3 separate regions of the Homo sapiens genome follow, and all the other regions are linked to region 1. The links are chromatin contacts, found by Hi-C or POLR2A ChIA-PET in ENCODE. All regions are on one chromosome and are shown on one strand. Each heading gives the region's core, a stretch centred on a gene start or an enhancer-like site at or near the end of the contact. The rest is flanking DNA. Distances are from core to core; before and after follow the strand shown. Region 1 holds the start of CYTH3 (cytohesin 3). Region 2 overlaps GRID2IP (Grid2 interacting protein). Region 3 has its middle 12 kb from the start of EIF2AK1.

Region 1 (3,045 bases), core at 344-2,843:
TATGCCCAAATTGTGACAGGCAGGAAACACGACATCCACCGGGAACCCATTCCTTAGGATCTCATGGCTCCAGACAGCCTGACTGTAGGAGGGTTCGCAACTGGGCGCCTTCGTTCCACAGCGCTCCCATCAACACACCCACTCGGTGCCACAGTGCTACCCCTAGCTTCAACTATAAGAACTGAACTCGCCAAATGCCATGACGGGTGCCAACTTCCCACCATCCTGGCTGCATCGCGTCTTTCAGCAAAAAAACATCTCCCTCTGAGCAGCACTTGAATTCTGGAAGGCACCTTGATGATGAACCACTTCATCCTGAAGCATTCAATACTGCTGATTCTTACAGGCAGCTGCACCGGCAGCCTGTAATTAAGATTTCTCTAAACTGCTCCCTTATTACATGGGGTTCTGATGATTCTGATGATTTCTCTGTCAGCTCAAAGGAGATCTTCAGGAAAAAAAAAAAAAGTCTAGAGAACCTCAACTTCGGCTGTTCCTGTAAAAACACGGGCATTAACCCTTTGCTTTCCAAAGCGAACACCCACTCCATACAGAGGCACGTTCCTCTGTTTTTAAAATCTAATTCCCAGCATGACCCAGCAGTCATTTGTATTCCACTAAATAATTTCCAACAAACACGATTCCTCCAGCAAGAGGAAACCGAACGTCAGACACAGACCACCTGGGCCACGACGCGCATCGACCCGACCCACTCGGGAGCACACCTGGCTCCGGGCACACCTGGCTCTCCGGTCTTGCCTCTGTGCTGGGTGCAGCTCGTGTCTCCCACCCTCGGCTCCACGGAGTTTTTTGCTCAATCTGTCGCGTCTGCCGTTTCCTAAAACGTCTACCCTGAACTGAACTCCAGCTGGCCCCCTCCCCGTTCGAGCAAATCCAGCGACCGTTTCTGACCCAAAGCCAAGCAGACTGTCACGCTTTCCAACCGTTTCCCCTGCCCTCCCGTCCTGTACACTCGAGGAGCCTCCAGTGCAAAACTTTCCCCTCCCGGTTTCCCACCGGCTCAGCCGCTTCCGCCCACCTGAGCTGAAAGGGGGCGTCCGAAACGCCGGGCTCCGGAGGGCATGAACGCCCTTGGCGACAAGATGCGGGGAAGGTCGCCCCGCAAGGTCCCCCGCCCCAGAGGAGCGACACCCAAACCCCGGCCCGAGACTCCGGGGCGACCCCAGCCCGCGGCAGCCCCGGCCTGGTACCCAGACCCTCGCCAGCGCCGAACGGCGACCCCGGCCCGCCCCCTCCCTCGGCCCCCGGAGACCCAGCCTCGGCCCTGGCCCGGCGTGCCTCAGGCCTCCAGCGGACGCCGCTGCCGCTGCCCCCGACCCCGTCTCCTCCGGCGAACCCCGGCCCAGCGCCGCGCCCTCGACCCCCAGCCCCCGGCCCCCGACCCCAGGCCGCCGGCGAGCCCACCACACCTCCGACACTCACCGCCACCACCCTCGCCGCCGCCGTCTTCATCCATCTTGAGGCCACTCCCGCAGCCGGCGAGCCGGGGGCCGGCAGCAGAGGGGCCGCGGGCTGGGGACGCCGCCGGAGGGAGCGCGCAGGCGACCGGGCGGCTCCTCAGCGCGCGGCCCGGGTCGCGGCCGGGCCTCCTCCCGCCGGGCGGGGCCTCGCTGGTCGGCGTGCCGTCACGTGACCCATGCCCCGCCTCTGCCCGCGGTGGGCGGGGCGTGAGGCCGCGCAGCCCCGCCCTCGGGAACCGGCCGGGCCGGCGGCGTCTGCGCTGGGGAAGGCTGTAGACCTGGCCCCTGAAGTGCAGGCCGATCCGGTGTGCGTGGAGCGAAGCCTCCTCGCCCTCAGCATTCCAGTAGCCTGCGGACGGGCGTGGGGCCCCGGACACTGGAACGCCACACTCTGCAAAACCCAGTGGCCAGGGGTGCAACTTGCACGTGCACTCGGGGTAAAAGATCAAGAAACGAATGCATTCAGAAGTCAGGCCTGGCCAGGCTCGGTGGCTCACACCTGTATTCCAATACTTTGAGAGGCTGAGGTGGGAGGATCGCTGGAGAACAAAAGTTGGAGACCAGCCCCGATAACATAGCGACCCAGGCATGGTGGCATGTGCCTGTAGTTCCAGCTACTGGGGAGGCTGAGGTGGGAGGTCACGTCACTTGAGCCCAGTAGGTAGAGGCTGCAGTGAGTTATTATTGCACCACTGCACTCCAGTCTGGGTGACAGAGTGAGACCCTGTCTCAAAAAAAAAAAGAACAAGGTCAGGCCTTCTCCTTCCTAAGACATGCATGTCAGAAGAATTCCAGCCTTTCAGCTGTCTTATATTTAATGGAGCCTCTCCTCCTTCCCTCCTGGTGAGTGCATTTTTAAATTAACAAAATGCAGGGCTTGTAAATGAATGTGGTCATGAGGTTGGAACGGAATCCCGATTCAACACACCTGGGGCTCAGCTCTCAAAGGGCATTGTAGGGGTTGGCCAATCTGGCGGCTGATGCCCTTGGAGTTTAGCGCCAGTCTTCCTTGGAGAGCTGCCAGCTGTCCTGGATTTATGATGCAGGAGGAGCTCTGAATTCAGTTTCCCTTGGGCACAGCCAGGGTCCTCAGCACAGGCCTCCTGGGCAGAAGGCCTCCCCTGGCCCCTGCTCCACATCGATGGATCTCCTCTCTCACTCCCCATATCTCTCTTCCAGTAACTCCTGAAGCATTGCTTGTGGCCCCTCCCAAGCCTTTCTGTTGGAACTCAATCGCATTAAAGAAAAGCAAACATTGTAATGGAGGAGATAGCTCATCTCTAATATAATTTTCCAGCAACTGTTTTATATTTACAAGCTGTCCATTGAACCAAAGGATCCTTCCGTTGTCATCTATCAAAGTGGACAATTTCACCTTTTGGTTCAAGGTTGCGGGATGATTTCAAAGTTCAATCTTCTAATAACCTCAAGAATTGAACACCAAGCATTCTCATGCAACCAAACCCACGAGGGACACTTTTTTTTTGAGACAGGGTCTCGCTCTATTGCCCAGTCTGGCATGCAGTGTCTCGAGTGATCCTCACACTTCAGCCTCCCAAATAGC
Region 2 (3,045 bases), core at 297-2,796, 240 kb after region 1:
GAAGTGGGCAGGAAGGCAGGCTCCAGGGATAGGGTAGCCAGACTCCAATCTCAGCTCTGCCACTTACCAGCTAAGTGACCTTTCTCAAGTGACTTACCCTCTCTGTGCCTCAGTTTCCTCATTTGTAAAATGGGGATAAAAATAGCATCTACCTCATAGAGCTGTTGTGAAGATTAAAACACACAGAGCAGGCCTGGCGTGGCGGCTCACGCCTGTAATCCCAGCACTGTGGGAGGCCGAGGCGGTTGGATCACCTCAGATCGGGAGTTCAAGACCAGTCTGGCCAACATAGTGAAACCCCCTCTCTACTAAAAATACAAAAATTAGCTGGGCGTGGTGGCATGTACCCTCAGTCCCAGCTACTCAGGAGGCTGAAGTAGGAGAATCGCTTAGACTGGGAGGCGGAGGTTGTAGTGAGCTGAGATTGCGCCACTGCACTCCAGCCTGGGTGACAGAGCAAGACTCTGTCTCAAAAAAACCCAAAAAACCAAAAAACATATAGAGCAGGCCAGGCATGGTGGCTCATGCCTATAATCCCAGCACTTTGGGAGGCTGAGGCAGGCGAATCATCTGAGGTCGGGAGCTCAAGATCAGCTTAGCCAACATGGTAAACCCTGTTTCTACAAAAAAATACAAAAATGTGGTAGGCATGTTGGTGTGCACCTGTAATCCCAGCTACTCAGGAGGCTGAGGCAGGAGAATCGCCTCGCCTGAGCTCGGGGAGGCGGAGGTTGCACCGAGCCAAGATTGCGCCACTACACTCCATCCTGGGCCACAGAGCGAGACTCTGTCTCAAAAAAATAAATAAATAAACAAAAATAAAAATAGGCTGGGGGTGGTGGCTCACGCCTGTAATCCTAGCACTTTGGGAGGCTGAGGTGGGTGGATCACGAGCTCAGGAGTTCGAGACCAGTCTGGCCAACGTGGTGAAACCCCCTCTCTACTAAAAATACAAAAATCAGCCAGGCGTGGTGGTGTGTGCCTGTAATCCCAGCTACTCGGGAGGCTGAGGCAGCAGAATCGCTTGAACCCGGGAGGTGGAGGTTGCAGTGAGCTGAGATCGCGCCATTGCACTCCAGCCTGGGTGACAGAGCAAGACCCCGTCTCAAAATAATAATAATAAAAAATAAATAAATAAATAAATAAAAATAAAGTAGGAGAATATCTTTTGACCTAGAAGCAGGGAAGAGCTTAAAATTTCAAAAGCCAAAACTGTGGGCGGCAAGCCACCCAGATGCCAAGGCAAGAGACCGAGGGCACAAGCTGTTCCAATATAATAAAGAAAATACATAGAATAAGAATAGTTATACTAGAAATAGATTATAGATATGTATATGAATATTATTAATAATTAGTTTGTAGCATTACTGTTTATTCCAATATTATAATAATCTTTGTCCTACAATTATAACCTAGGAGAAACCAGGCCATACAGAGATAGGAGCTGAAGGGACACGGTGAGAAGTGACCAAAAGACAAGAGTGTGAGCCCTCCGTTATGCCTGGACAGGGCCACTAGAGGGCTCCCTGGTCTACTGGTAACGCCAGTGCCTGGGAAGGCACCCGTTGCTTAGCAGACCGGGAAAGGGAGTCTCCCTTTCCTGGTGGAGTTAAAGAAGACTCTGCTCCACCACTGCTTGCCCGCCCGCAGCCACCCAGAGGCCTAACGCTGTCCCTGTGATGCTGTGCTTCAGTGGTCACGCTCCTGGTCCGCATTCATGTTCTGCCCTGTGCACTCGGCTCCACCTTCTAGATAGCAGCAGCAGAATTAGTGAAAGTACTAAAGTCTTTAAAATGCATAGAAGAAATAATTACGTAAGCTGTCCCCTCTTTCTCTCCGCCTCAGCTACCAAATAGGGAAGGGCCCCCTGTCTGGCGGACACGTGACTCACATGACCTTACCTATCATTGGAGATGACTCTCACTCCATACCCTGCCCCTTTGCCTTGTACACAATAAATAACAGCACGGCCAGGCATTCGGGGCCACTACTGGTCTCCGCGTCTTGGTGGTAGTGGTCCCCCGGGCCCAGCTGTCTTTTCTTCTATCTCTTTGTCTTGTGTCTTTCTTTCTTTTTTTTTTTTTTGAGACAGTCTGGCTCTGTCACCCAGGCTGGAGTGCAGTGGCACAATCTCGTCTCACTGCAAGCTCCGCCTCCCAGGTTCACACCATTCTCCTGCCTCAGCCTCCCGAGTAGCTGGGACTACAGGCGCCTGCCACCACGCCCGGCTATTTTTTTTTTGTATTTTTAGTAGAGACGGGGTTTCACCATGTTAGCCAGGATGGTCTCGATCTCCTGACCTCGTGATCTGCCCATCTCAGCCTCCCAAGGTGCTGGGATTACAGGCATGAGCCACCGCGCCCAGCCGTCTTGTGTCTTTATTTCTACGATCTCTCATCTCCGCACACGAAGAGAAAAACCCACAGGCCCTGTAGGGCTGGACCCTACACAAAACTATAAGACCAAAAATGTGGTGAGTTTGATTATGCAAAATCAAGGTTATCTATTCAAGGAAGCCCAACTTAGACACATTCATATTAGACACAACAGACCTAATAACAGAAGTAACAAATGGGAGAGAAATTTACAATGTTCAAAATCAAGGAGAAATCAGCATCTAAAATATACAAAGGTGTCCAGCCGTCGTGGCTCACAAGTCATCCCAGCACTTTGGCAGGCTGAGGCAGGGGGATCACCTGAGTCAGGAGTTCGAGACCAGCCTGGCCAACATGGTGAAACCCCATCTCTACTAAAAGTACAAAAATTAGCCAGGCATGGTGGTGGGCGCCTGTAATCCCAGCTACTCAGGAGGCTGAGGCAGGAGACACACTTGAACCGGGAAGGCAGAGGTTGAAGTGAGCCAAGATCATGCCACTGAACTCCAGCCTGGGCGACAGAGCAAAACTCTGCTTCAAAATAAATAAATAAATAAATAAATAAATAAAATAAAATATACAAGGGGCTGGGAGCAGTGGCTCACACCTGTAATCCCAGCACTTTGGAAGGCTAAAATGGGCAAATCTTTTGAGCCCAGGAGTTCAAGAC
Region 3 (3,045 bases), core at 259-2,758, 200 kb before region 1:
TGGCCCAGGCCCGTCTTGAACTCCTGGGCTTAAACCATCCATCCACCTAGGCCTCCCAAAGTGTTGGGATTACAAGCATGAGCCACCATGCCCCTCCCAGAATAATCTTTGACCAAATATGTGGGCATTGTGGGCCACCCAAGTTGACACATAAAACTAACCATCACAGGCCGGGTGTGGTGGCTCACACCTGTAATCCCAGCACTTTGGGAGGCCAAGGCAGGCGAATCACCTGAGGTCGGGAGTATGAGATCAGCCTGACCAACATGGAGAAACCCCGTCTCTACTGAAAATACAAAATTAGCTGGGCATGGTGGCACATGCCTGTAATCCCAGCGACTTGGGAGGCTGAGGCAGGAGAATCGCTTGAACCCAGGAGGCGGAGGTTGCGGTGAGCCGAGATCATGCCTTTGCACTCCAGCCTGGGCAACAAGAGTGAAACTCTGTCTCAAAAGAAAAAAAAAATAACTTTGGCAAGTTCACCCCTTGTCAACAGCATCCATGCGCATTTTTAATTTTTATTTATTTATTTTGTTTGTTTGTTTTTTGAGACAGAGTCTTGCTCTGTTGGCCAGGCCGGAGTGCAGTGGTGCAATCTCGGCTCACTGCAACCTGCGCCTACCTCCCAGGCTCAAATGATTCTCCTGCTTCAGCCTCCCAAGTAGCTGGAACTACAGTTGTGCACCACCAAGCCCAGATAATTTTTGTATTTTTGGTAGAAACGGGGTTTCACCATTTTGGCCAGGCTGCTCTGGAACTCCTGACCTCAGGTGATCCGCCTGTCTTGGCCTCCCAAAGTGCTGGGATTATAGGTGTGAGCCACTGCACCCAGACTATATGCATCTTTTTCAACCATGATACAACTATCCACTTGACGTGATACAACTATCTCGTATACAATGAAAACCGCACTAATCTCTTTCCCAGAAGAGGATGTAAGTTTCTTGGGTGATGTTTATGCTTCTCCTTGGTATCTCATAACTTAAATAGTATGCTATAAGGTTAACAATATTGAAATACTATGATATAAAGTCAATATATCTTTTGTTACATAAGAGGATAAGTGGGGAATGAAAACAAAGACATTTGTGATACACACACACACACACACACATCCATCACAAAACAAAAAGAAACATCAACGGCAATTGCAGCTCTCGGTTCTGCAACTGGTGATGGGTCGTAGCTGGTGTTTATAACCATCTTCTTCCACCACACATTCCGTATTCCCGTTCTCCTCAACAAACACCTCAGCTGGCCATGGGTCACCTGGTGTGGCGAACCAAACCTCCTTTCCTGGGCCATTCATAGTCCTGCCAAGATTGGGTTGTTGCAGTTTTCCATTGACTCTAATCATAGGGCATTCTGATACTAAGAGATACCCTAAGCGCTCTCCTGTATTTCAGACATACCCTTTCCTAGCTCCATTGTGGAGTAGCAGTCCAATTTCTCTTTGGTAGTCAGGATTAATCACCCAAGTCAGCCCAGTAACGTCTTTCTTTGCCTGTTGATTCAGAGGCAAGAGGAACTGAAAGTGGCCAGGTGGCACTGAAAAGTCAGTTCAATGAAATCACTGTTGTCAGTCCATTTTCTGTTGCTTATGACAGAATACCTGAAACTGGGTAATTTATAAAGAAAGAAATTATTTCTTGCAGTTATGGGGGCTGAAAAGTCCAAGGTCAAAGGGCTGCATCTGGTGAGGCCCTTCTTTCTGATAGGACTCTGCAAAGTCCCGAGGTGGTGTAGGACATCACATGGCCAGGGGGCTCAGCATGCTAGCTCACACCTCTCCTCCTTTTATTTATACAGCTTTATAGCCACCAATCCCATTCCCATGATAACTCCTTAATCCATTAACCCATTAATTAATTATTATTATTATTATTTTAAGATGGAGTTTCACTCTTGTTGCCCAGACTGGAGTGCAATGGCGCGATCTCGGCTGACGGCAATCTCTGCCTCCCCAGTTCAAGTGATTCTCCTGCCTCAGCCTCCCAAGTAGCTGGGATTACAGGCATGTGCCACGAAGCCTGGCTAATTTTGTATTTTTAGTAGAGACGGGGTTTCTCCATGTTGATCAGGCTCCTCCTGAACTCCCAACCTCGGGAGATCTGCCCACCTTGGCCTTCCAAAGTGCTGGGATTACAGACATAAGTCACTGCACCCGGCCCTAACCCATTAATTTATTAATCCAAGGACAGATTAATTCATTCATAAGGGCAGAGCCCTCATGACTGAATCACCTTCTTTTTTTTTTTTTTTTGAGACGGAGTCTTGCTCTGTCGCCCAGGCTGGAGTACAGTGGCATGGTCTCAGCTCACTGCAAGCTCCGCCTCCAGGGTTCACGCCATTCTCCTGCCTCAGCCTCCCAAGTAGCTGGGACTACAGGCGCCTATCACTACGCCCAGCTAATTTTTTGTATTTTTAGTACAGATGGGGTTTCACCGTGTTAGCCAGGATGGTCTCGATCTCCTGACCTCGTGATCCACCTGCCTCAGCCTCCCAAAGTGCTGGGACTACAGGCATGAGCCACCGCACCTGGCCATGACTCTATCAACTCTTAAAGGCCCCACCTCTAAATACTGCCACATTGGGGATTAAATTTCAACTTGTGTTTTGGAGGGGACAAATAGTCAAACCATAGCATGTCTCCTGGTGGAGGCATTGCTCTCTTTGGAACTAAGACCTCTAGGCTAGCAGAGCATAAGGTTATGGGAACAGGAAGGAAAGATTTAACTAGTGAGCCGTGTGCAGTGGTTCACGCTCAAAGTGTAATCCCAGCACTTTGAGAGGCTAAGGCGGACAGATCACCTGAGGTCAGGAGTTTGAGACCAGCCTGGCCAGCATGGTGAAACCCCATCTCTACTAAAAATACAAAAATTAGCTGGGCGTGGTGGCACACGCCTGTAGTCCCAGCTGCTAGGGAGGCTGAGGCAGGAGAATTGCTTGAACCCGGAAGGCGGAGGTTGCAGTGAGCTGAGACTGTGCCACTATACTCCAGCCTGGGCAACAGAGTGAGACTCCGTCTCAAAAAAAAAAAAAAAA

What was found. Hi-C counts contacts between places; a loop is a spot of excess contacts on that map. ChIA-PET counts read pairs that join two places held with the same protein, here RNA polymerase II (POLR2A). Pooled maps may share reads with other maps.
Region 2: a pooled map shows a loop between it and region 1 (2.8-fold over the local background). The contact joins the enhancer-like site here to the promoter of CYTH3 in region 1. A Hi-C loop is called at or near these places in 3 of 168 maps with a recorded cell type or tissue (CD4-positive, alpha-beta T cell and naive thymus-derived CD4-positive, alpha-beta T cell) and 8 of 50 pooled maps.
Region 3: a pooled map shows a loop between it and region 1 (2.4-fold over the local background). The contact joins the enhancer-like site here to the promoter of CYTH3 in region 1. A Hi-C loop is called at or near these places in 2 of 168 maps with a recorded cell type or tissue (B cell and naive thymus-derived CD4-positive, alpha-beta T cell), 2 of 37 single-sample maps with no recorded cell type and 13 of 50 pooled maps. POLR2A ChIA-PET finds 5 or more read pairs at or near these places in 4 of 52 experiments (AG04450, H1, PC-9 and 1 more).

The regions. Positions count from the first base shown.
Region 1 is chr7:6,271,031-6,274,075 of GRCh38, forward strand. CYTH3 (cytohesin 3) reads right to left here and starts at 1,594. Exons shown (of 13, transcript NM_004227.4): 1 at 1,444-1,594. The coding sequence starts at 1,477. RefSeq lists enhancers at 209-931, 932-1,653 and silencers at 972-1,141, 1,462-1,821.
Region 2 is chr7:6,514,990-6,518,034 of GRCh38, forward strand. All of the region lies in intron 7 of GRID2IP (Grid2 interacting protein), which reads right to left. LOC101927325 (a long non-coding RNA gene) reads left to right here. Exons shown (of 5, transcript XR_007060200.1): 5 at 1,417-2,046. Among named protein-coding and RNA genes, the nearest start is that of KDELR2, 32 kb to the left of the region's middle. Within about 2 kb of position 1,547, at least 2 of the 41 ENCODE cell types and tissues checked have a DNase peak (open chromatin) inside an H3K27ac peak, as active enhancers do.
Region 3 is chr7:6,070,048-6,073,092 of GRCh38, forward strand. No RefSeq gene overlaps it. Among named protein-coding and RNA genes, the nearest start is that of EIF2AK1, 12 kb to the left of the region's middle. Within about 2 kb of position 1,509, at least 2 of the 41 ENCODE cell types and tissues checked have a DNase peak (open chromatin) inside an H3K27ac peak, as active enhancers do; they include B cell, where a contact is called at or near this core.